Linked DNA regions of Mus musculus: region 1 is linked to region 2. The links are chromatin loops, found by intact Hi-C in ENCODE. Cell type or tissue: left cerebral cortex. All regions are shown on one strand. Links, peaks and the distances in the headings refer to the core of each region. The heading gives the core; the rest is flanking DNA. Region 1 has its middle 120 kb from the start of Pde7b. Region 2 has its middle 25 kb from the start of Ahi1.

What was found. Peaks named below come from ENCODE experiments on the same cell type or tissue, not always from the same donor. Only the 100,000 strongest peaks of a DNase experiment are listed, where the experiment ranks them.
Region 1: a loop joins it to region 2, with 3 times the contacts of the local background. A loop is called at or near these places in 3 of 42 quality-filtered maps.

Annotation. Positions count from the first base shown.
Region 1 is chr10:20,665,746-20,673,745 of GRCm38, forward strand. It overlaps a transcript of Pde7b not described here. Among named protein-coding and RNA genes, the nearest start is that of Pde7b, 120 kb to the left of the region's middle. In left cerebral cortex, for the core only: a CTCF peak has its summit at 4,982 (motif pointing right); DNase peaks (open chromatin) are centred at 2,742, 3,000, 3,502, 3,972 and 2 more places; H3K27ac peaks cover 1,195 bases.
Region 2 is chr10:20,919,976-20,936,079 of GRCm38, forward strand. No RefSeq gene overlaps it. Among named protein-coding and RNA genes, the nearest start is that of Ahi1, 25 kb to the right of the region's middle. In left cerebral cortex, for the core only: a CTCF peak has its summit at 8,150 (motif pointing left); a DNase peak (open chromatin) is centred at 8,113.

The DNA of each region.
Region 1 (8,000 bases), core at 1-8,000, 260 kb before region 2:
CAACAATGCCTTGAATTGGGACACCTGGTAAAGGGGGAGATCCTGGGAGGGGTAGGGATACGAGATGAGGTGAACTCTTTCTACAGAGAAGACGGGTAAGCTTGGAGGCAGGAGGAATGTGTCCTATTGGGTGAGCAATACCTCCATTGAGACTGGAGAATCAAGCTTTAGCATTCTGGGCAGATGATATTTTTATGGGGAATGACAGATAAGAAAAAAAAGTGTGGCCAAAGGACAAATACATGAGGTGACATCCGGATTTGTGCAACTTTTGCAGTGGGTCCTGGACTGGGACTCATACTGTTATTTATTTATTTATTTATTTATTTATTTATTTATTTATATTAGATGAGACACTCTGTGGTGGTGAGAGGAGGGAAAGAAGAAATAATCTATGAGTTCCTATATAGTTATTAGCACATGAGTGTGATCAGTAAATGCTTGGTATTATTGTTCCTGCAATGTGACTGGGATTTAGAGTCAGAAGGAGTCTGAAGTGTAGATGGACCAATTGCTTCAGACTGCCTCAGTGATTCCCATGAAGCATCAGTGTGCAGGTAATACTCAGGCCCAGGTGAAATGATGGCTGCCTTGTCCCCTATGATCTGGCTCCCACATTGATTAAATGATCTCAGGCAAGCTTCTTCAATTTGGTCTGCAGTTCCTTGTCTGTAAATGGGAATGCTGAAAGTCTATTTCTAAGACATTTAAACGAAATCGTGCCTATAACTAGTCATATGATGGAAGCCATTCTTAGATGTTACTGTTCTCAACGGCTCAACTGTCACTTTCTCAGAGACTCACACTGGATTCTCTTCTTGGCTTGTTCATTTTCTTCTTTCTGGAATGTTCTTTCTCACTGTTGATGACCTGTCCTGCCTGACCTCTGAGTTCCCTCCTCCCGTTATCGTCTTCTCTCACCCTCAACTTGCTTTAGAACATTTAAAATTGGAAGGAGAATATTTTGCAATTGATACTGGACTTAAGTATAAGCCTTTGCCTGTATTTAATCAAAATAAGGAAGTGAGTCTACACTCGGCCCCTATAAGCACTTTCCCAACATCTGCTTTCATATCCTTTCTGTGATAGGAAATCTGATGGTTTTAGAACCCTCTAACTTCCTTTCAGAAATATTATTGTGTGAACTTTGAGTTCCCACATCCAAACGGACCTTTGTACCTGTGTCACCTGCCATAAACACTATGCAAACTAAAAATGCAAGGCACACATGAAGATTTAACAGTTCTGATAGGCAGCTGTTTGATGACCAAAATATCCTTCCAATATGTTACCTGTGTAAAATTATTTTTCTCTTTCTGCAAGCTCTTGAAAAGTTTTTAATAACCTCTCATTTCAGGGCCCCACAGAAAATACATGAAATTCACAAAAAAGACTTGTGACTACCACATTGACAGAGAAAATTAGGATTTTTGTGGTTTTCTACATAGGTCTAAAGTGTCTGGCTTCATGAGAGACTATCCTCATATGCATCAAAAGTAGAAACATAAAAACAGGGATAACATGGTAAAAAGTCATCCAAATATAAATATTGAAATGGCCATCATAAAAATGGGCATCTATACCTGACCCTACCTGTAAAGGCATCTATCTAAAGACTATCTTAAATTGTATATGTCACCTACTTTATATTGTTTTGAAAGTAAGCTCAAAGGTAGAGATGCTATTTGCTGAAGGTTAGATCTATCTGCTGAAGGTTAGACCTATTTATTCAAGGTTAGACCTATTTGCTGAAGGTTATAGCTGCTTATTGAAGGTTAGACCTATTTGCTGAAGGTTAGACCTATTTATTGAAGGCTAGACCTATTTGCTGAAGGTTAGACCTATTTTAGTTTCTGATAAGTGAGAATTCCACATCACATTGGAAAAAGAAACACATACCCATGGTAGGCAAAGTTATTCATCTGGTTGCTGGAGAAAGTCTACCGTTCATCTGAAATCAGGACAATCAGGTTTTGCTTATATTTTCCCCTGGACAACTGTGGGTGTGAAAAATTTAATGGGCCATTAGAATTTTCTTGCCAGAGCTAATTATTTATAGGGACAGCTTATGACTTAGAGTTTTCCCAGGCTTCTTACAAGTAAAGACTATTTCTAATGAGATACTGTAATTAGTGACTTATTTCTCATAGCCAAACATTTTTACTTTTTTAATTCTTACATTGCAAACATTTCCCTCCAGTAATCTGTGTGTATAGGGTACAGAGTCGCACTACCAACTGCATAATTACTGTCCCAAATCCAGTTTTTAAAAACAGCATCTCTATCATGCTTCTGACGCCAGAAGGTAGCTTAATTATAAAGAACAATGATCAGGAATATTCCAAGGGTATGGAGTCACGTTTAGGAAAGTGTCTTCATGTTATGAAACCATGTTATTGGCAGTGCAATCAAGGCATTCTTGAGTTTCAACCTTCCTTGTGTAGAGACGTAATTGAGCACTGTTCCTGCAAACAGCTTAAAAGCAGCACACTTGTCAGGGATCTGAGTCCCAGGTGATAAAAACGTGCTTTTTCATGTAGTAGCAGTTAAGGACACAGTTAAGAAGAATAACTGGCATTAGGCATGCACTCTAAAACTGCTGGAGGCTTTGACTTGAGCTGTTCAACTTAGACCTGCTCCTGAGGTCATGGATACGCGTTGGTTGAGGGGCCTAATGCTGTGGCTGCCAACTTTGACTTTGAGGTACTCTGCCTTGCACTTCGCTTTTGTCTCTGCTATCTATAAACGCTGACGGGAGAAGTTTAGTAGCTCCAGGTTCTGTGATGATATTCCTATCGTTGTTTTTATGCAGCTGCATCTTTGTTCAGAGATTTTCATCCTCTGGAAAGAGCAGGTAGGTGGTCAGTTAGGAATTGATTTGGTTACCATAGCAACTCTAATATGGAGGTTAAAATTTCACATGGATTCAAGAGAAATCTCGTTAACTATATATCTACAGTGGCATCCTGGGAAAAGTGGTATGGAGGTTTATTTTAAGAAGAGGTGGGTGGAATCTCGTTAAATTGAGTGAAGAAAAAAGTGGAAATGTGTTTTGAAAACAATAGCAGACAGGGAAGACACTCGAGTCTCTTCTTACACAGTTTTACCCATTGTGTGCCTCTCAGGGGTGAGACTGCTGGGCAAGAGCCCCAGGCTTTGGTGTGAAGGGATCCTGTGTAACATTCACAATAGGAATGTCACAACATAGACACTGGGCAGGCCAGGATGACGGCCAAATACAAGCTTAGAGCCCCTGATTTCCAAGACTGTAGCCAGTAATACAAGGGTAAAGATTTCTGTTATTGTTTTTAAAATTTGAAAATCACTCGATGATTAAACTTCAAATATTGTTGAAAATCACTCTGTCATTTTCTCCTGAGTACTGATTTATTCAAGAAGTTCTATACAGTGACTGCTGTTTTGGTGCTGGGGATAGAGTTCTCAGACACCCCAGGCATGTGATCCACCTTCGCGCTGCACCCCACCTTTACAAGCTATCTATTGCAAGTTCCTCGCTGGGCTGGGCTTGGTACTGCCTGTGGCTTCTGGCTAACATAGTCTGTAAGTCTCCCATGGCCTGTTTTGCTAGGTGTCCCAGCTCATGTTATTCTGAACTGCAGACTTCCACGCAGCCAGGAAAGGACGCATATACCTTTGAAACAACAGCTTCCAACTAGGAAAACAGGGCTGAAGCGTTCTGAATGTATGAATATTATTATTTTTTATTTTTTTAACAATTGAAGAGGAGGATAAGTGGAGGGCCGCTCAAGCACAGGGCAGAAAAATTCTCACCCCTCTGCCTTTTCTAGAGCAAACCAGTAGAACGAGGCCTGCTAACGCCACTCCAAAAGTGACCTGCGTACATTCCAGCTGCTAGACACACAATCGATCCTTTCTGTTGGCGAAAAGGCCTGGGATTCATGCTGGCTTTTGCGTAGTGCGTTCAGCGTCATGTTGGCCCACTCCCTTGTGCCCTTGCACCCACACAGAGAAAGAAAGAGAAGCAGGCAAGACTAGTGGAGCTCAGATTGTACAAATGCATCCAGCCCCAGGCTTTGGAGCTGCCTTCCGGCTAGGATCAGGCCCAGATCTGTACATGTATAGTATTTTTACAGACTGTAAGAACACAACAATGAATAAATATAAATTTTTTGACAGAGAAGGAACGGTGTAATGATTAGAGTGGGAAGAAATCAATGGAATGTTTTTAAGTTTTTAGCTATAACTACGGGCAAAGGTTGTACAAGCGGATAAACTTCTCTTTTGTCATTTATTTTCTGTATAACTAATTATGTATCTTAAATATTCATCGTCCAAGCCCCAAATATATGTACATGTATAATCATGACTATCTATCACATACTCCTTAGAAAACTGGATCATTCTAAAGCATTGTATCTTATTTATTTATTTACTTATTTACCAAAAATCAAATCAAATCCAGGTATATTTACTAAGTGGAATATCTTCCTTGGAAGTAAAAATTCTCAACTATGTTAGAAGCACTTTGGTTAGTTTGAAATTTCATATTTTAATTTGCATTTTTGTCTTTGCTACATTAACATGCCAATGTAACTACATAATTGTCAGTTCTTAGTATAGAAAATAAAAACCTTAGGCCTCTTGTCCAAAAAATATCGCATTCATGATGGGGACGGCAGAGCGGGAAATGGTGCTTAACAATCTGGCATGGGAGCGTACCGCGCACGGGCGTGTTTGTGTGTGTGTGTGTGTGTGTGTGTGTGTGTGTGTGTGTGTGTGTGTGTCTGTGTCTGTGTCTGTCTCTGTGTGTGTGGTACCTGTGTATCACACAACTTATTTGCCCATGAACCAGTCCTAAATATGACTTCTAGAAATTCTAAATGTGTTCCCGCTCAGCTTTCCAAAGAACAAATGCTTTCTATGCACAGCAAATGTTTCTCACGGAGACTGTTTCCCTAAAGGTCCATGCAAGAAAGGGTTGTTTCCTGTAGATGGCGCTGTTCATGTGTACTTTGTGCTTTGGGGAGGCAGGGTCTTCTGGGCGGTCCTTCAGTGGTTGGGAATAAGTTTCTGAATGGGCGGTGGCAACCTAACCCTCCTTTTCTGCCTTGCTTCCAGCAGATGTGGTAAGCAGGTTCCTATGGCACGAGCGCTTCATTTGTTGCTTTCCCTATCCCCTCTGGAAGACTAAACTCAACGGATCTCCTGTACTGTGAACTGGAAACTAAAATCCCATGGGCCAACCTTTTCTCTATATAAACTGATTGTCTCTGGTGTTTTGTTATAGTGACAGAAAACAAGCAAAACTAACATACACAACGGGTAAATTATCCCTTTGTGGTTAACATGTAGCAGTGAGGTGTATATTTTTACTTATACAGAAGGCTAGGAACATGGTCTCTGACCTACATAGACTCTTTGGAGATCTCTGTATGTACTACAAAATACAAAGAAGTACAGAAATGCATTAACATTTTTGTTGACATCATGATAGAAAATAATACCATGCCCCTGTACACTTCTAGATGACTTTATATATAGTATTTGATAAAGTTTAATAGGACTAATGTGTTATTAGGAGATCTTGAGATGGTTTAGGATCTTTTACAAGGAAGTTGGTTAGGAATGTTATTTCAGTGGTTCTCAACCTGTGGGTCAAGACCCCTTTTGGGGTCGAGTAACCCTTTCACTGGGGTCGCATATCAGATATCCTGCATACCAGATATTTACATTGTAATTCATAACAGTAGAGAAATTAAGTTAAGTAGCAATGAAAATAAGTATATGGTTGGCAGGGGATCGCCACAACATGAGGAACTGTATTAAAGGGTCACAGCATTGGGACCCATTTCTTATCAGAGTGTCCGTTCACACAGGAAGAAAGTGAATCAAAGCTATTTATTGCTTATAAGAATGTCTAGATTTTCAGGAATGCAATTTTTGAGAGCAAGTCCATGAGTAATGTGAGGTCCATGCTGCAGAGATGGAATTTCTAGGCCACTGCCACCTTGACTTTACGTTATTTAATTCTGTGTTTGTCAGGAGGTGACATAAACAGATTCAGCCCCTGATGGACTCCGAGGGGGTGTCCTGGCAGCATCTGCTTTATTTCTGGGTGGATACATCCCCACGTTCTGACTTATCACAGGGCCGGCTGCTTGTTCTACTTGGCAATCATTGAATTTTTGACAAAGCAAATAGTCTGGCCTCAACAACCTCGAAAAAGTCCAGTTTAAACAGAGAATTCCTGCCCATACCATGTGGTATTTAAATATAAATAAGACATTTGGTGTGATATGAACAAACCCAGGAGCAGAACAATTTAATCCTGAGGACCTCTTATTTAGTTGCTAATATTTTTTTATAAAATATGTTTTATTGAAATACAAAAGGGAATCATAATAATTAATTTATAATTTGTTTTATGTTTTGCTTTGGGAAATTACAAGTTGTTTTCTGACGTACTTCTCATGTATCTTACCTTTTAATGTTTGTGTAATAATTCTCCTAAGAACACTTTTCAGTATACTCGTTTTTAATTTCCATGACCACTCAAGCCCAGCGATGCCATTAAACTCCATCCCCCAATTCTTCTAAGCATATCAGTCTTTATATACGAAATTCCCTTACAATCACTTTTAACAGGAACTCAGTATTTTGATTCTATTTTAATCAAAATAGATGCTGTCGTTTACAGCATTTCTAGATCAGTTTGGGTCGTGCAGACTACAGTGGAAATTCCAAAGACTCAAAATTCCTTTGGATTGACATCATCCCTAAAATATACTGAGAGATTCCTAAATATCAGAGGCATTTTTCCATGCCCCTGTCCTACAATGCTATATTGTGTTTCTTTGCATTATGTTCCTGGAGGAAGTGTGCTGCAGAGGAAAAATGCACTGAGCAGGAAACGCAGGCCGTAGAGTTGAAGCGTTCTGCGGTCGTGTGATCTTAGGCAAGTGACAACCACTTGTTTTTCTCAGTAACATCGCACTGATAGAGACTGCGCTCAGACAGCTCTTGCAAGGATGGAATGGGCAGGAGTCCTTTAACTCCATGTCTGTCAGGAGGAGCAGATGGAGCTGAACGCTGCTTTGTACATCAATGCTTCAGATTGCCAAGTAACAGCCCTTACTTAAAACTCACAGCAATCAGGCATCAATAAGCACATTTCTTTTAAAAGAAGATGCACAGAATTAGGTGTCTATGTGTTGGCTCGTGTGTGGGTTTGTGTCCGTGAGTGTAGGCGCCCATGGAAGTCAGAAGAAGGTGTCAGATCCCTTGGAGCTGGAGTTACAGGTAGTTGTGAGCTGTCTGATATGGGTACTGGAAATCAAAGTTGGGTCCTTTATAAGAGAGGTCCCTACTCCTGCTGAGTCAGCTTTCCAGCCCCAGCTAAACACTGTTTGGATACGAACAAGCCACCTTGGTAGAAATTGAAGCCAGGTTGAGGACCAAGTGCTGCTTGACCAGCTTTTGAGCAGTTTTATCTTCTGATTCTCACATTCCTAGTCAGCAGAGTTCTACCAACAGCGCCTCAGAGAGTTGCTATGTGGACTGAGCCGATGCATGCCTTTCCAATGTTGAGAGCCATGTGCCTAAGCTACTGTCCTTAGAGTCTTTATTTTGTTTGACTTTATCAGGAAAGAAGAGCTGGGAACCAAATATGAGTTACCTTTTCTTGTTAGAGAAGTCCTCTAAAATATATTCAACACATGCTGTGCCCAAGATACACAGATTACAGATGTGATAAAAAATTTAGGGTTCAAGTAACAGTTATATTATCTAGGTATCTGTCTGGATCCTAGAACTTAGGAGGCAGAGACAGAGGCAGGCAGATTTCTGTGAGTTCAAGGCCAGCCTGGTCTACAAAGTGCATCCAGAACAGGATATAGAATAGCCAGGGCTATTACACAGAGAAACCCTGTCTCAAAGAACCAAATCAAACAACAACAACAACAACAACAACAACAACAACAAACACCAACAATGTTACTTGAAGATTCCTTCAATCATCT
Region 2 (16,104 bases), core at 3,364-11,363:
GGGTTGTCTAACTTTCACAAGTGAAAACTGTGTGAGTGTTTGTGTGTGTGTGTGTGTGTGTGTGTGTGTGTGTGTGTGTGTGTGTGTGTGTGTAGCCTTTCACATACACAAATTTCTCATGACCATATTTAAACTTCATAATCTGCCATTGCAGAACCCCCAAAAGGAAGGCCACATGACCACCTTTTCCAGGGCATGTACTGGCCTATGAAATCCACAATCCAGCCAAATGGAAATAAACTATGGTTTCTTGCATTCATAGTTTTGTGTGTATACTCAGTGCAGCAACACTACAGTATACAAAATAAGCAAGGCAAGATTGTGAAATGCAATCATGGTTTGATTTAAGAAGCATAATATTTATTTCAGAGTTTGATTCTCTCCTTTAAGTCTGTGCCAACCTGCCTCATTAAGACAGTCTCCCTTTAAACTGTGCCACAGATATAAATAATGTCCACCCCTTCAGGTAACAATGGCTCTGCTCCTCTTTGTAAACAAATGTCCATGGGCCTCCCCTGGGTCCACAGAAGCCCTGATTATCTTCCTTGGTTGCTCACATCTTCCTTGCTGTCTATAGGAGACTAGTAGACTAATGTCTCAGTCTGGACATTATTTACATTTTGGATCAGGAAATTCTTTGTCAGGCGTGAAGCTGTACTCTGTATATTGAGACTGTTAGTATCATCCTAAGCCTGCCCCCTGTAAATGCCAGAGATATGCCTTTCACTCCCTCCTCCACAAGCACAACCAAAAATGAAGTCCCCACCATCCACTTCCTCCTCCACAAATGCAATTTAAAACAAAACAAAACAAAACAAAACAAACAAACAAACAAAAACCCTGTCCCCAGAAATTGCTAAATAGCCTTTAGTATGCAAAAGAGTTTCCAGGTCAAGAATCACTGCCTGGGCAGTTTTCACCCTTCCTTGGGCCACAAAAGAATCAAACTCCCATTCTGTGTTGCAAGTGAAAAGCATTCACTGTGCTTCGCTGTGTCTGTTTTCTCACCTGGCTTTCCCCCAGGTGACGGATGGGAAAAACTGCAGCAGGAAATTGAGATTTTAGAAATAAGAGATTACTCACATTGTTCTTTGGTTGAAGGAAAGCTATTCAGTACAGCTGCTATATTAACATGGCCACAAAATCTGTTATGTATTAAAGGAGGGAAACAATTATAAAAGATAAATGGATTTTTGTTTCGTTATTCCACTGGTTATATGTTAAAGAAAATGAACTGAATATGAAAATCCCAAGAACTCCTCAGTAAGACCCAGTGACTCACCCTTCCTGGGCAAATACTAGTCTTCATAATCAAATGGGATGTGGCAACAATTCTTCAAAATGAACACCACTGTAATGCAGTAAGATTCAGGGGCATGGAGCAAGTGGTCAGTTTGGATCCTGGTATGCTGTTGCTGTCATCCATTAGAATGAGTGATCTCAACCTGCGTTAATGGTGACAGCTATAAATGCCTTAGAACACCACAGTATCTATCAATAAGCCCATGTGTGTGAAAAACATCTGTACTTGACCTAATTTAATTTCTGTGTCAAGCTCCGATGCTGGGGAAGGGGACTGTGAAAATCAACCTAGTAAATGTGGGTCTCTTTACTCACAGAGCTGTTGGAGAATTTTACCACATTTTGCCTTGAGATTCTTTTTGCTAAGGAAAGACTGTTGATAACGTGAATAGCAGGAAAGAGGGGAAAAGATGGAGGTCTGCTAATCTCAGTGTGTGTCCCACACCAGGTCTACAGCCTTATACCAGTGCCCCTGACTTCTTCCTGGAGACCTACCCACATCTGCAGAAGAGCCAACAATGATGATCTGAGCTGGGATCAGAGAGCTTGGTTGTCCCTGTGTGTCTCTCTCTATCTCTCTGTCTCCCTCTTTCTCTTTGTCTTACTCTGTCTCTGTTTCTCTCTCTCTCTCTCTTTCTGAAACCCACCATTTACAATGCCACCCCATCCTCTCTCTTCCTTCTTTCTCTCATTCTTTTAAATATGTATAACCTGGAGACAATCTCACCATAAGGTAAAAGCAGCCACCCATGCTATTTTGGCTTTATCTGTACCAAGTGATTCTCCACTGTTCTAATGTTGGAAGGTTTTATCTGAATTTTTCAACAGTTTTTGGAGGATTGTTTTGATTTCTTTTATTTCTATTTGCTGTTGTGCCATGTCTTTCCCTTGAGATACTGGGCAGAAGGAACCAGTGCTGTTTAATTGACAAGAAGAAGGATTAGTTAATAGAAAAAAGTAATTTCTACTTATTTAATGATGAAAATGGTATATGTATGTATGTTCTTACTTTGTAATGAGCCTATATTTCATAATAGCTAATATTCTGAAAACCCAAAGCACCCACCTAGTCCTTCCTTCATTATAAATGAGGTGTTTGTTTCCTCTGTGCACAACCTCATCCACTTCATTGGAATTAAAGATACAGTAGTGTTGTTGCTCTGTGCATGGAATTAAGGGTCTACAAGAGATAAGTTGGATGTTGTATGAATAATTCTAGTACAAAGATCTCTAGTCCCGAAGTTGCCTAAGGCTGCTGTTTCTGAAAGGCTAAGATGTCCTGTGAAATGGGTTCTTGAGCAGCGCCAGCCTTCCCTGTATTGCCAGCTTGAAGGCTTTCTCCCCAGAACAGTATGTTCTCAGGTCCTACAGAAGATGACAGCTGAGACTGACTTCCCTTCTTCTGCCAGGAAGTTACTGTTTCCAGGATACATCAGGATCTTGGAAATTACCTAATCCTCTCTCCCCACACATACAGTAGACTTTATCTGTTAAATGTCTTTGCCTGTAAGTAGCAAAAGCCAATTTTAGCCATTCTGATAATCAGAGAGCTGAAGATTCCAGATTTGGGAAGGTGTGAGACAAACTTGATTGGGCCCTTCCCTTCTTCTTAAGGGCCAACTCGGAAGAGACAGTCATTCTTCCAATAGCTCAAAGAAGATTCAGGCACCTCATCTTGAGTAAGACACGGACTGTTCACTGCAGTGATGGGCTCAGTGATGGTCTAGAACATGGCTTCACAAAGCTTTCCCATACAGAGCCAAGAAAGAGGTACTTCAGGCTTTGCAGGATGTATGGTCACTTGCAGTCATCTCACTCTGCCCTTGTAGAGCAAAGCAGACATATGTGGCGTGAACACGCTATGTATAGTAACACCTTATTGTTCGACACTTTAAGTTCTATGTAGTTTCCCATCATGACTATTATTTTTAATCCTTCCACCCTTTGAGTGATAATTAGAAATGTAAATGTCAGCATTGCATAAATAGGCTGCATGCTCTGGACTGCATTTTACTTGAAATACATAGACTGGGAATGGAGGTGTGTTTCTCAAAGCAAAATCAGGATAATGAGAACCAAACCAGAAGCATGAATATTCTACTTTACCACCATCATGTTTCATAGTTTCTGGCCACAAGCTTGGGGTGCAAGGTTCTGTGAACTCACGGACCTGTTCTAAAAGTGGAAAAGGAGTGGAACTCACCCTGGGTTTCTGACTCCCTAGCTCTTACCACTTGAGTTGTCCATCGCAGCTCAAACAAGGATCTGCTGATTTTCTATACCATTAGCAAGCCATTGGGTTACCAGACAAGATAAGTAGACCTCACAAGCCCTGCCAGCATTTGTAAGCCAGGAGTAGTACCACCTTGGTCCTTCCCTGGAAATTACCTGCCCTGTGATTGAGTGTGAATGTTGAGAATCTGTCTTTTATAGCCACATGGTGCCAGAAAAGTGGTCTCTTATGCTAGAATGAGAGAGTTACAAGCTACCAAAGGTGTTGATGAGTTGAAGAACTTACAAAGTAATTGTGGAGATACATCCTCCATTTCTCCATCATGCCTGCCCAGGATACTGGCTTTGTTCAGCAAGGAAATGTGTTGGACAATGTTTTGTTTTGTCTAGTTTGAGACATTCTTCGTGTTGAAGTTCCTGTCCTTGGCTGACCACCTATCACTTACAACTCCTCTCAAGCTAAGCTTATTGCTATGAATAAGATATACAATAGTACCGTGGTGTGACCATAGACTGTGTAGCTTATTTAAAATAACAGAGACAGACAGACAGACACAGAGACCCAGACATAGAAACACAGAGACAGAGAGACAAAGAGAAAGAGAGAGACCAAGACAGAGAAAGAAAGAGACGGAGAGAGAAGCATACACGCGCTCAGGCATCTCTCCATGCAGGGAACTTGAAATTTCTGTGTGTGGAATTCAAGCATAGTTTTGGGCAATAATAAAATGCTTAAAAGGCTTTCATTCTTCAAGTGGAAGCTGGCCTCATTCACACAATCCAAGAATCTAATTCTACAAAACATTGATCCCAAGCTCAGTTCTCCCACTGGAAGGAGAGAACTGTGGGCATCAAATCCTCCTAGAGTTTTAGAGGTGCTTTCTTCTCATCATCGCTACAACACAACAAAACATGTCTTCCCACCCCATCCACCCCCGGAAAATAATTACTTGACTTCCAGCCACCATTTCTTGACAAGCAGACTTGATGTTTTTGTCATCGAAAGTGACTCGACCTTTCTAGAGTGCTCTTTCCCTGTATCATACCTTCCTCCAGTCCATCCTCATCTGCTAACATTTGCTTAAAATAGCAAACCTTCCCCAGTGTGAGAGGCACACATCTTGTTACTGTAACACTTAGTACACTGCGCAATACTGCTTTCCCTCAAGTCTGAGACAACAGAATCCACAAACCACGCAGTTAGTTTACTAAACACTGAGGGGTTTAAAAAGAAGAGTCCGACAAAATTGTAATTGAGTCATATTACTTGGAACTGTCATTTAATACATAAAAAGGAGTTGTTTTAGTATAATTATGTAACACACGCAAGAGCCTGAGGTCCTGTTAGCACTTCTTACTTAACTAGTATCAATTTGTTTTTTCATCAAGACACTGTCACTGTAGGACATTCTCTCAGGCTGTTAGGAGCTTGTAGATCACATACTATGGAACACATTTTTATAGATCACATGATGTGGATCACATGACTGTGAGTCATATGCTTGTGGATCGCATATTGTAAATCGGATCATATGTTGTGGATCACATGCTTATAGATCATATGATTGTGGATCATTTGCTTATGGATCACATGCTATGGATCACATGGTTACCGATCACATGATATGGATCACATGGCTGCGAATCATATGCTCGTGGATCACATACTGCAAATCGGATCATATACTGTGGATCACATGCAGTGAATCACATGCTGTGGATCACATACCGTGGATTACATGATTATGGATCATATGGTTGTAGATAACATTCTATGGATTATATGTTGTGGATCACATGATTATGCATCATATACTGTGAATCATATGCTGTGAACCACATGCTATGGATCATATGTTATGGACCACATGCATGTAGATCATACAATTGTGGATCATTTGCTTGTGGGCCACATGCTGTGAATCACCCCTGCGCCTTAATAAAGTACAGGTTTTGGTTTTGAAAGCGTGATGTGCAGCCTGTGATCCTATTCCCACCAAATCCTTAAAAGATGCTGATGTTTCTGGCCAAAGGTCTCATGTGTTGCAACAGAGGGAGGAATAATTCTTTTACATATATCTCATTCACAGCATCCCACACAACTTATCCAATCTGTATTTTATTTTCCAAGGATTCATAAAACTGTTCACTAATTCGAAAGAAAATAGGAAATGTGGGTTATCATCCCCACGATAAGTGTCTGTCTTGCTGACATAATAATACTCCCCACTTCACTGGTTTTAGCCTGATGACTTTTAATTCTAATGTTGAATTATACTGTGATGTTTAAATGTGTTTTGATGGCAAAAAAAAGAGAGAACATTTACTACAATTCATAAAACAAGTGTTGTTTTGATGGTATCAAGAGCTCTGAGCAGGTCTGCACTCACACAGATCAAATTACTTAAGACTGCCACTCAGACACTGTCTGTGCAATGCCATCAACTGTAAGATGCAATCAGATGTCTGAATTATGAAACCCCAAGAGAACACAAGCAGGCCTCAGCGTTGCTTGTCTGGATTCTTGCTCCTTCTTTCCCTCAGATGTTCAGTGAGCTTAGCATAAGAGCAAGACAAACCTCAGTCTTGAGGACAGAATTCAGTGCCGGCCAAAAGTAAGTGAGAGAGACATGAATGCAGTCCTCATACCCTCCTAAACCTGGTTAGAAGCTGATGACCTATGATGTGTTATTTGTAGCCCAGGGGTACTCGAAATGTCCTCTGGATGTGCCCACACAGGGCTTAGTATGAGAAAACTGAAGATAGCCAGTGTGCTTCCTCAGCTAAACTAGCCCAGGATGGTAGAGCAGATTATAGTGGCATTAAAATGGCTTATTTCGATTCCTTCAAATTCTGGATATGCGATTTACCTTCTGATCCACTTTGGCAGTGTTTCTCAACTCTCCTAATGCTGCGACCCTTTAACACAGTTCCACATATTGAGGTGACCCCCCCAACCATAAAGTTGTTTTCGTTGTTGCTTCATAACTGTAATTTTACTGCCCTTATGAATTGTAATGCAAACATCTGATATACAGGATATCTGATGTGTAACCCCTGTTGGGGTTGCAGCTCATAGGTTGAGAACTACTGCACTAGAGGCACCTCATGCCCCACTTTCCTGGCTAGCCTATTTCCTCTTTCCTTTTTTTTTTCCCACTGAGAGATGACCAAAGTCAAATAGAAATGAATTTTAGTATTCATTTGGGCATTATAGTTTATGATCATGGCTTTTAAAATGATTTCTTTCTCCAGAAAGAAATAGGGGACATAATTATGCTTGCATTTTTGAACTTTATGTTCATCAAAAAAGATGTTAGAGATTTTAAAAAATGGATAACTATTGTTAAAAGCATAACGCAAAATCTTGGTAACTACAGAAAATAAATCTTTTTTTAAGATTTATTTATTATTTATTATATGTAAGTAGACTGTAGCTGTCTTCAGACACTCAAGAAGAGGGCATCATATCTCATTACGGATGGTTGTGAGCCACCATGTGGTTGCTGGGATTTGAACTCCGGACCTTTGGAAGAGTAGTTGGGTGCTCTTACCCACTGAGCCATCTCACCAGCCCCAGAAAATAAATCTTAAATGGAGCAACTTTTAATTTCAAACTGTAGTGTTTTGAATAAGACAACTATTCAAAACACAAAAGACCCCACCTAAAGAGACCTCACTGAAATGAAAATGAATGTTCTACAGCTCAAAACCATGAGAATTTAAATAGAATCCTTGCATCTCCCAGCTAGAAGGAACCTTAGAAATCATCCTGCTTAACAGCCTCTGAATTCACAGTGTTGACATTTTTATAGATATTTTATCCTTCCAGCCCAAATATTTTTAATTTTTTAATGCCATTCCTATGAAACAGATTATAAGGTTGTTTAAATCCTCAACTCACAACAATACAACCTTTCTTTGTATATATGTTTACATCACAGTATTTTAAATTAATGATTCTTATTTAGAGACTGGAGGTATGGTGTCAGAAAAGTCTCCACCTGCAGCCTCTGCCCCCACAAATGAGACCATAAGGAAGATGTCACTGTGACACTTGCTGGCAGGACATGCACCTGCAATCTTACTAGGCAAGGATGTTAAGATTATATGTATATGTACATGTATTTATATGCATGCAATAGCAATTAGTGAACAAAGAGACATTGAAGGGATGCAGGGAGAGGAATGGGAGGCTTTAGAGGGAAGGGAGAGGTGAGATGTTGTAATTAAAATCCCCAAAATAAAATATAAAAACAGTACGCTGTAATAAGAACTTCTCTGAAACCCATGGTATAGACTTGGCCTAGAGAGCTACAGTCTTCTATAAGCTGATTTGGTCCAAAATAAACCAGGATTCTCCATCGCTTCTCTGAGGTAGAAAACAAAGTTTGGCATGGAGTCTCATGCCTACACTCTCAGCACTTGGAAGAACGGGAACATCAGGACTGCTCTGAATTTGAAGACAGCTTGGGCTACAAGACAAGACCCTGTCTCACAAAAACCAAAAGAAAACAAGAACCAAGACACGTATTATCTGTCTCAGTTGGATGGAAGGAAGGACAAAATTCAGAAAAGCACGCACAAAAGACTAGAGCTTTGGTGACCTCTTGTGGGGTAATTTGCTAGCAGTCCATAATAAAGCATTTCAGGAATAGAGTTCCGACAGGTTTTCTTTGTGATATGGGGATTCAGTGGTAGTGTCTGCCTAAGAGCCAAACTCCCATCTCAACTTAGGAATGTCTATTCTTGCAAAAAATGAATCTGAGTGCTTTCCTATTGGACAAGGAGAAAACCTAAAAGTGGACTGAATGGAAATGTCCAGCAACCATATCTAAGCTGTGGTAGCGTTGGCATCATTGCTTGGATTTCTGTCGCTGTGTTTCACTGAATGTCACTATGTTCGTGTGTTCTGGAACACCATTTTCAGAATGCTACAGAAGAGCGTGCACATCACAAAAGCACTTCCTTAGTCATCAGAGGCATTAACTTTCTTTTTACTAATCTAAAATCTAGAATCTAAAATCAACCTAAGGCTCTGCTAAACAATTTTTTTCCTCTTAGTTTGTCTCCTTGAACGCTAACATGACTTTATGACTTTGAACATATTAACTAAAATATGAAACTTGGATATTCTGAAAAACAAGCACATAAAACTAGAGGCTACCGAATGCCCATTGCAAAGCTCAGAGCCAAGGCATCGAATAAAGCTGAATACAAGCTAACACACTCTCCTTTACTTACAGTTCATTCTAAAGCTAGCTTTAAGAGCATATGCTTTGATTATTATCAAAGATTAGCCATAAAATAATATTTCCAGAATACAAAGCTTGTAGCTCAACTTGAAAGCCAGGTCAGTTATGTCTGGGTTTATAATTAAGCATGTAAGAGGAAGAATATTAATATTTACTATTTTTTCTCCATTGCTTGGAGCATTTATCTTGATATATATTAAGCGCAATACTTATATCATAATACTGATGATAATGAAGCACTTAAAGAGTTAAATTTTACTTAAATTAACTTTTAATTTTTTTAAAAAATCAGGCAATCTATACCCAAACACAATTATCTCCATATTTGGTCTAACCCTCATCCAAATACACTTGCAATTTTACATGGTTGCAATAAAGGTGTGTCTCATGTTGAGATTGTTTCTTCTAGTCCCATGTTTTCTACTCTTTCTATGTCTCACTTTGGAGATGAAAATGGTTTATCATTTTGATGTGACATTTGTATATAAGTTGTTTTCAGCTTGCTGTTAACTGTGATGCTTCAGTAAGTATCTTCGTATAAAAGCTTTAAAGTGGCTTTATTAAAGCCAATAATCTGTGCTTCATCTCTTTTGAAAATAGCTGTCTGGGTCAGAATTAAAAGATGGCATACTCAAAAACAGAAAGAATGAAAGAAAGAAAGAAAGGAAGGAAGGAAGGAAGGAAGGAAGGAAAGAAAGAAAGAAAGAAAGAAAGAAAGAAAGAAAGAAAGAAAGAGGAAGAGAGAAAGAAAGAGAGAGAGAGTGAGAGAGAGAGAGAGAAAGAAAGAAAAAGGAAGGAAGGAAGAAAGGGAAAGAAAAAAAGGGCCTCCTATTTCTTTGAAATTTAATGAGAGATTTAGGTTTACCAACAGGATAGGTGAAGATCACAGAACACAGAGCTTGGCGAGAAAGACTCCACTACCAGTCCATGGACCATGAAGAGCAAATGAAGAGACTGCTGCTAAGGCCGAGCACCAGTGAGAGGATGACCCAGGATAAGCTCCAGCTGTTGAGGAACACAGCCGTTGCTGGAACTGTGCACAAGTTGGGAAAGATGGATTCCACAACACCACTCTCTCTCTCTCTCTCCTGCCTTTCCAGGCTGCGCCATGACCCCAGCTGGCTCACCCAATAGACAAAGGGGAAGGAAATCTGGAAAGGTGACGACCACAGTGGAGCAGAGAGCCTCTTGGAGCAGAGAGAAAGGATTTGCATGGGGAGTGGAATGGTAGACAATAACTAGCCCAGAAGCCCCATGTTTGATTAATTCAACAATTTAAGTAGTTGATAGTTGTAGCAGAAGCCAGAGGCCCAGAGCCACACCAATGATTCCTTGCGATTCACAAGTAAAGCTGTCTGGGCAAACAGGTATCCTGTGTGATGCACCAGACACACTGCAGCTTCCACAGTGAGGTGATATTTTTTTTCTTTTCTTTTCTTTTCTTTTCTTTTCTTTTCTTTTCTTTTCTTTTCTTTTCTTTTCTTTTCTTTTCTTTTTTTCCAGGCCTGTTCTACTAGGCAAAGTGTTCTGTGAATGTCAGCCAAGCATATGACTCCCGTGTAAAAGTCTTAGATGGCAAAATAGAGTAAGCTAGAGTTGTCTTTCTATAAGAGCTGGTCATTGGTCATGACTAGGAAGGCTATCAATAGTCCTCACATACATGGAGCGTGCTGATGGGTGTCTGTGGCAGAAGATGCCAGGGTGGCACAGAAACATAAAAACAAGATAAAAAAACTTTGCCTAGTAGAACAGACCTGAAATCCAATCTGCTTTGGATGCTGAAGCAGGAGGATCACAGCTTCAAGGCCTTCTTTAGTTACTGCACGAACCTCACACATGCCTGTGAGACCCTGTCTCAAATGAACATATGGAAAATCTGCATTATTATCTCAATGGCAGAGTGATTCTGTCAGCGAATCGGGATTGAGGACAGAGGCGGGAGGGAGCCTCAGATGGTCTGGCCCGATGTTGTTAGCCTGGCTTGATGGTGGCATGTCAGGTGAGGTTCTCGACGTGTCCTTCTGCATTCGGGTTCAGCTGGAGCTCAGTCCACGATGAGGGCTTGTTCACCGATGGGTGTCCTGGTTGGTGGACTTGGGAGCGAGTGAGTTGCGGTGGCCAGACTGGGATATTTAAGCTACACTTAGCCAATCATAGCTAAGGCGTTCACACATTACTTCATTGGGCATTTATTTACCTTACTTCAATTTTATCATACAAACGCACACACTCTAGGCTTGATTTCCATGGTTACATTCACCCATGGTATAGTTTCCTTATGTTGTTTACATCTCATTCCTTACAGATCCCATAGCACATGCAATAACCTGGGTTCACCCACCCCTCCCCAAAACAAAAGAGAAAAGAACGTCTCAGAAGAATTTATATCTCAACTAGTCACCTAAGTGACAAGAGGAGAGGGGTTTGAAATTATCCTAAAATGTTTTGAAAGGAACTTTGGTGTCAAATTCAAGCACATGGTTTTTACTGGGAATTACTTGTCTCATAATCATCTATCAAGTCTGGAATGGCGAGGCTCAGGGAAGCCCTGCCTTTGTTTCAGATAACTTTAAAAGGAATGAGCTGTGCCACTGTGTTCCAGCTAACCCACGCTTTCCACCCGGTTTAGGCTGGCCAAGATCATGGTCGTCCCACTCTTCCATCTTTGCTAACCTTTCACTTAATGATGTAGCCTCCCCAACTCCATACGTTGAAGTACAGACTCTCCTGCATCCATGATCTCTCTCTTGACTTATTTTCTGCATTGCCTCTATTATTTATTGGTGCTAGAATCTACCTTCACAGGAACAAAAACCACTGCTTCTATGTTATTCGCCCCCGCATCTTCAGCTGCTGCAGTAGCACCTGGCAGTTAATAAATGCTCAGTAAACATTTGCTGAATGAATGTTTCCACATTTGGAATGGTTTGAGGGACAGTCAAACCATTCCAAAGAATTTATGAGTAATTTTGTTTATATCAATGGCAAATGACTTAGCTTGATGAAAACTGGCAGTAAAAAGACATCTGATATATCATAAACACATTAAGAAACAATGAGATGATTTAATCATAAACTATCCTTATTTAACCTGAAAAATGTTTAAATGTATTCCTTTAAATTGGAATGCTACATTTTAATGAAATATAAGTACTAAATAAATGTCCACTTCTACTGGGCCCAAGGCAATGAAAACTAAAGAGAGATGTTTTTTTCTCTTGACAAGTTTTCAAGACAAGAGATATTCATATAAAAAGGCACATGACCAAGATACTGCTACAGCAGTGTTGCCCAGAATTGTTACTGGTGAGGTGTTGTCTTGACTGTGTGACCACTGGTCTCCTCTCATGTCCACTGAGGCTCCAATGGATAGTCCAATCTGATGATCACACAGATCACTGGTTATATAAAAGGGGTCACAGAATAAAACCAAAAGTCACAGACTGAAGAAAGACTGGAAGCAAGGAGGAGACTTGATAGAGGGTGGATCTAAGACAGCAGGAAGAGAGAATGATCAGAGTTCATTATACACATGTGTAAATTGTAAAAGAACGAGCTTCATTAATATGAAAAAAAAGCTTTTGGATCAAAAAAAGTTATGCTCCTTAGGAACATAGCTTTCCACAAAGCACCAGCAACATTAAAATAAAGCTAATTAAAATATGTATTTAATATATTTTATTTTATTCAGGCATATTTGTTTGTGAGTATGTTTGTCTGAATGTGAATGTGTAGAAGCATGTCATGGTGTCTTAGTTATGGTTTTATTGCTGCAAACAGACACCATGACCAAGGCAACTCTTATAAGGACAACATCTGAGGCTGGCTTACAGGTCAGAGGTTCAGTCCATTATCACCAAGGCAGGAACATGGCAGCATCCAGGCAGGCATGGTGTGGGAAGAGCTGAGAGTTCTACATCTTCATCTGAAGGCTTCTAGCAGAGTATTGACTTCCAGGCAGCTAGGAGTAGGGTCTTAATGCCCATGCCCACAGTGGCACACTTACTTTAACAAGCCCACACCCACACCAAGAAGGCCACAACTCCAAATAGTGCCACTCCCTGGGCCAGGCATATACAAACCATCATAAATGGAATGTACGTGGAGATCAGAGGACAGCTAGCTGGAGTTAGCTCTCTCCTTCCATCATGTGGGTCTCAAGGACCAAATTCAGGTGATCATATTTGGCAGCAAATGCCTTTACCTGCTGATCCATCTGGCCAGCCCAAGTACGTATCTTTCAAAGGGCTCTTTTGTAAATTAAATGAAATAAAGACAATAAAATACTTAGCAAAATATTAAGCATAAAGATTCACTAAATGTCAATTGTTACGACTTACATTTCCTAATAAGAGATTCTTTGATCCACTTCAGTGTTATGACTCTTTATGTAAGCTTAAAAATATTTTTTCTCATATTGTTTCTGATAACAACCCATCCCTGTTAAGTAATTAATTTTACTGGATAAGTCGTAGCTGACATCCGAACTTCTTGATATATGCCTCCATTATAGAGAATCATCACCACTTGGTCATGTGGTGCAGACCTGTCCTGTCATTCCAAACGCTGGAGAAGCTAAGAAAGAGGAATTCAGCTTGCCATCCTGTCAGGACTGCAGAGTGAGTGAAGGCTGGCACAGGCTGCTCAGCAAGACCCTCTCTCAAACGAAAGCAAAGAGGTTGGGGGGGTAAACGCAGTGGCAGAGTGCTTTCCTAGCACGCGGGAAACTACAGGTTCAATTTCTAGAATAAGATGGGGAGAAGGGCAGAGAGAGAAAGAGACAGAGATTATTGATTTGTTATCATTAATAATATTATTATATTGACATAATTTTCACTAAGCTGTACTTTCACTAAAAATGGAAAGTCATCTTTCAAACCATAATCATACTAAGACTATCTGTGGGAAAACAACCACAGAGTCAGGTCCTCATGTGAAGAAACGTTCATCATGCAATATCATAACTTACCTCTCACTTGCTTTGTGTGCAGCTCAAGAACAAATATTTTGTTGTGCAAATTATCTTTTAACTTATTAAATGTGGTCTTTATAATGTCTGGGCCAAAAACGTCTTAGAGAGCAAAATACTTAAGAAATAAATATATTAAAATTGTGTGAGGATAATCTGAAAGTTAGATCATAGATTATTTGAGCAAGATGTCTTCATGGACAGCTGTAGCCAGTGGCTTTCTTCATCCATAGCTGTGTCATTTGAAGTACAAAACCTAAATGTTGATATTTCTCATTTAATTATCATCATGTAGCTTGTAAAAATATTTTAAAGGCTTAGTTAGTACTTTCATATTTCAGTATGTTTTCTGTTCTGTGCATTTGAAAAACAAAATGCAACAATTCTGAATTGTTCAAGAGTATAATTAAAATTCAACACCAGAAGGTTCTGGAAGACGTTTAATGGTGACTCTGTCAGGCTCATTTTTGTCTTATTCACACACATAAATCCCTATCTTCTATAGCAAGTAAAAATTATAAGATACAATTGTGTTCTACAGTGACCACCACTATAAAACAGCATTTGTTACACACACACACACACACACACACACACACACACACACACACACACACACACATATATCTGATTTATTACAGGCATTCAATAGAAACAGCATGTCAAAAAGTAATAAAATGCTATGAGTTTCTTTTTTATTGCAAATAAAGTTCACATATACTTTCAAAGGAAAAAACTTGGAAAACTGAACATCTTAAATAGTTTTGAGATTAACGGAAGGGTACTCCCAACTGGCCATGTCCCAGAATAGCTGGAGAGTGTATAACTTAGTTACAGCCTGCATGTACCTACGCTAGGCATTCCGCTAGGCATTTGAAAAGCACTTTTCACTATGGCTATTTTTTCAAACAATACCACATGCCTAGCCATAATAATGTTTTATTTTGTCATCTTGTTTGAACCAGGCTTATGCACACAGCTGTGGTGTGTTGAATTTCTAAGACACAAAGTCAGTCCAGTTTCATGAGTCTAGACTTTCTGTTCCACATTTGAATTTATTTTTTCTGGAAAGGAAAATTCACTATAATAGGTTCTTGTCTGGTGCCATGAACATAGTAGAAGCTTAACAAATATTTACCATTGTTGAAGTTAGAACAACCATTGATCTGAACCCTGTTGGATATGTTGGGTTAGGACCACATTACTTGCAAAAAGCAATATTCGAATCTTAGGCAATTTTTGAAAATGACAGTTTTGTAGGAAGCCTGATATTCTACACAAAGGATAAAGTGTTACTTATAAGCATGATTAAGATGCATTGTAATCTAAAGGCTTGTTGAAAAGCAAGGAAAGTCTTATTCTTTGTTATTGTGATCTGATTGGTTTGGGCAGGAGAACCAGGAAAGAACTGCAACTGTGGCTCTCTCTATAGGAGAGAAGCAAGCCAACAATGGTGGGGGAGAGTCAGCCATGTGGGCATGACTATAGAACTCCCCAGTTTTACATCGGGAGACAATACACAGACAAATTACGGTTGGTAGTCATCATCTAAAATGAGCCAGGAGGTATGCTGCACCAGGGACACTCTATCTGATGATGATGGCTTTATGCTCAAGAGTGGGAGGAGTTGTCTGGCCTGTAATAAGACCTTCGCCAGTGAGCTGCAGAGGGAAGAACACTGGGAAAAGATCCAAGTCCCCTGGAGAGAAGATGTTGGCAAGACTCGTTGGCTTCACAGACCCAGACGATCTGGCTGGGGTTCAAGGTTGGAATCCATTTCCAGCAGAGAATAATGTGCATACAAAGAACAGAGACAATTGTCTAGGTATACAATGGGCTTAGGGTTGAGAACACAGGCTTGATATGGGTGGTAACAATAGGTGTTGATACAGGACTCACTCAGTAGCAGACCTAGGGCAGCAGATGGATCCCAGATAGACATGGAGCCCGTCTTGTATCATCTGCCATTAGGCATCACTAAACATCACTAAACAATCCTTAAATAAACTTTAAATAAACTTTAATAAATCTAAAACTACTTTAACACTCTTAATTCACTTCTATAATAGTGAATATCACCTCTTCCAAAATGAAACACCCTACCCCACCCTTGCCCCTGTAAGTATGCTATACTTTTAGCTGGCATATAGCTAGCATTTTAATAGGGGCTCACTAAACATTATTGCCACAGTTTGAAAAAACTTGGCAAATTTTTTTTTTTTGGTTTTTTTGAGACAGAGATTCTCTGTGTAGCCTCCCCTGCCCTGGAACTCACTCTGTAGATTGGGATGACATTGTACCCAGAAATCTACCCACCTCTGCCTCCTGAGTGCTGGGATTAAAGAC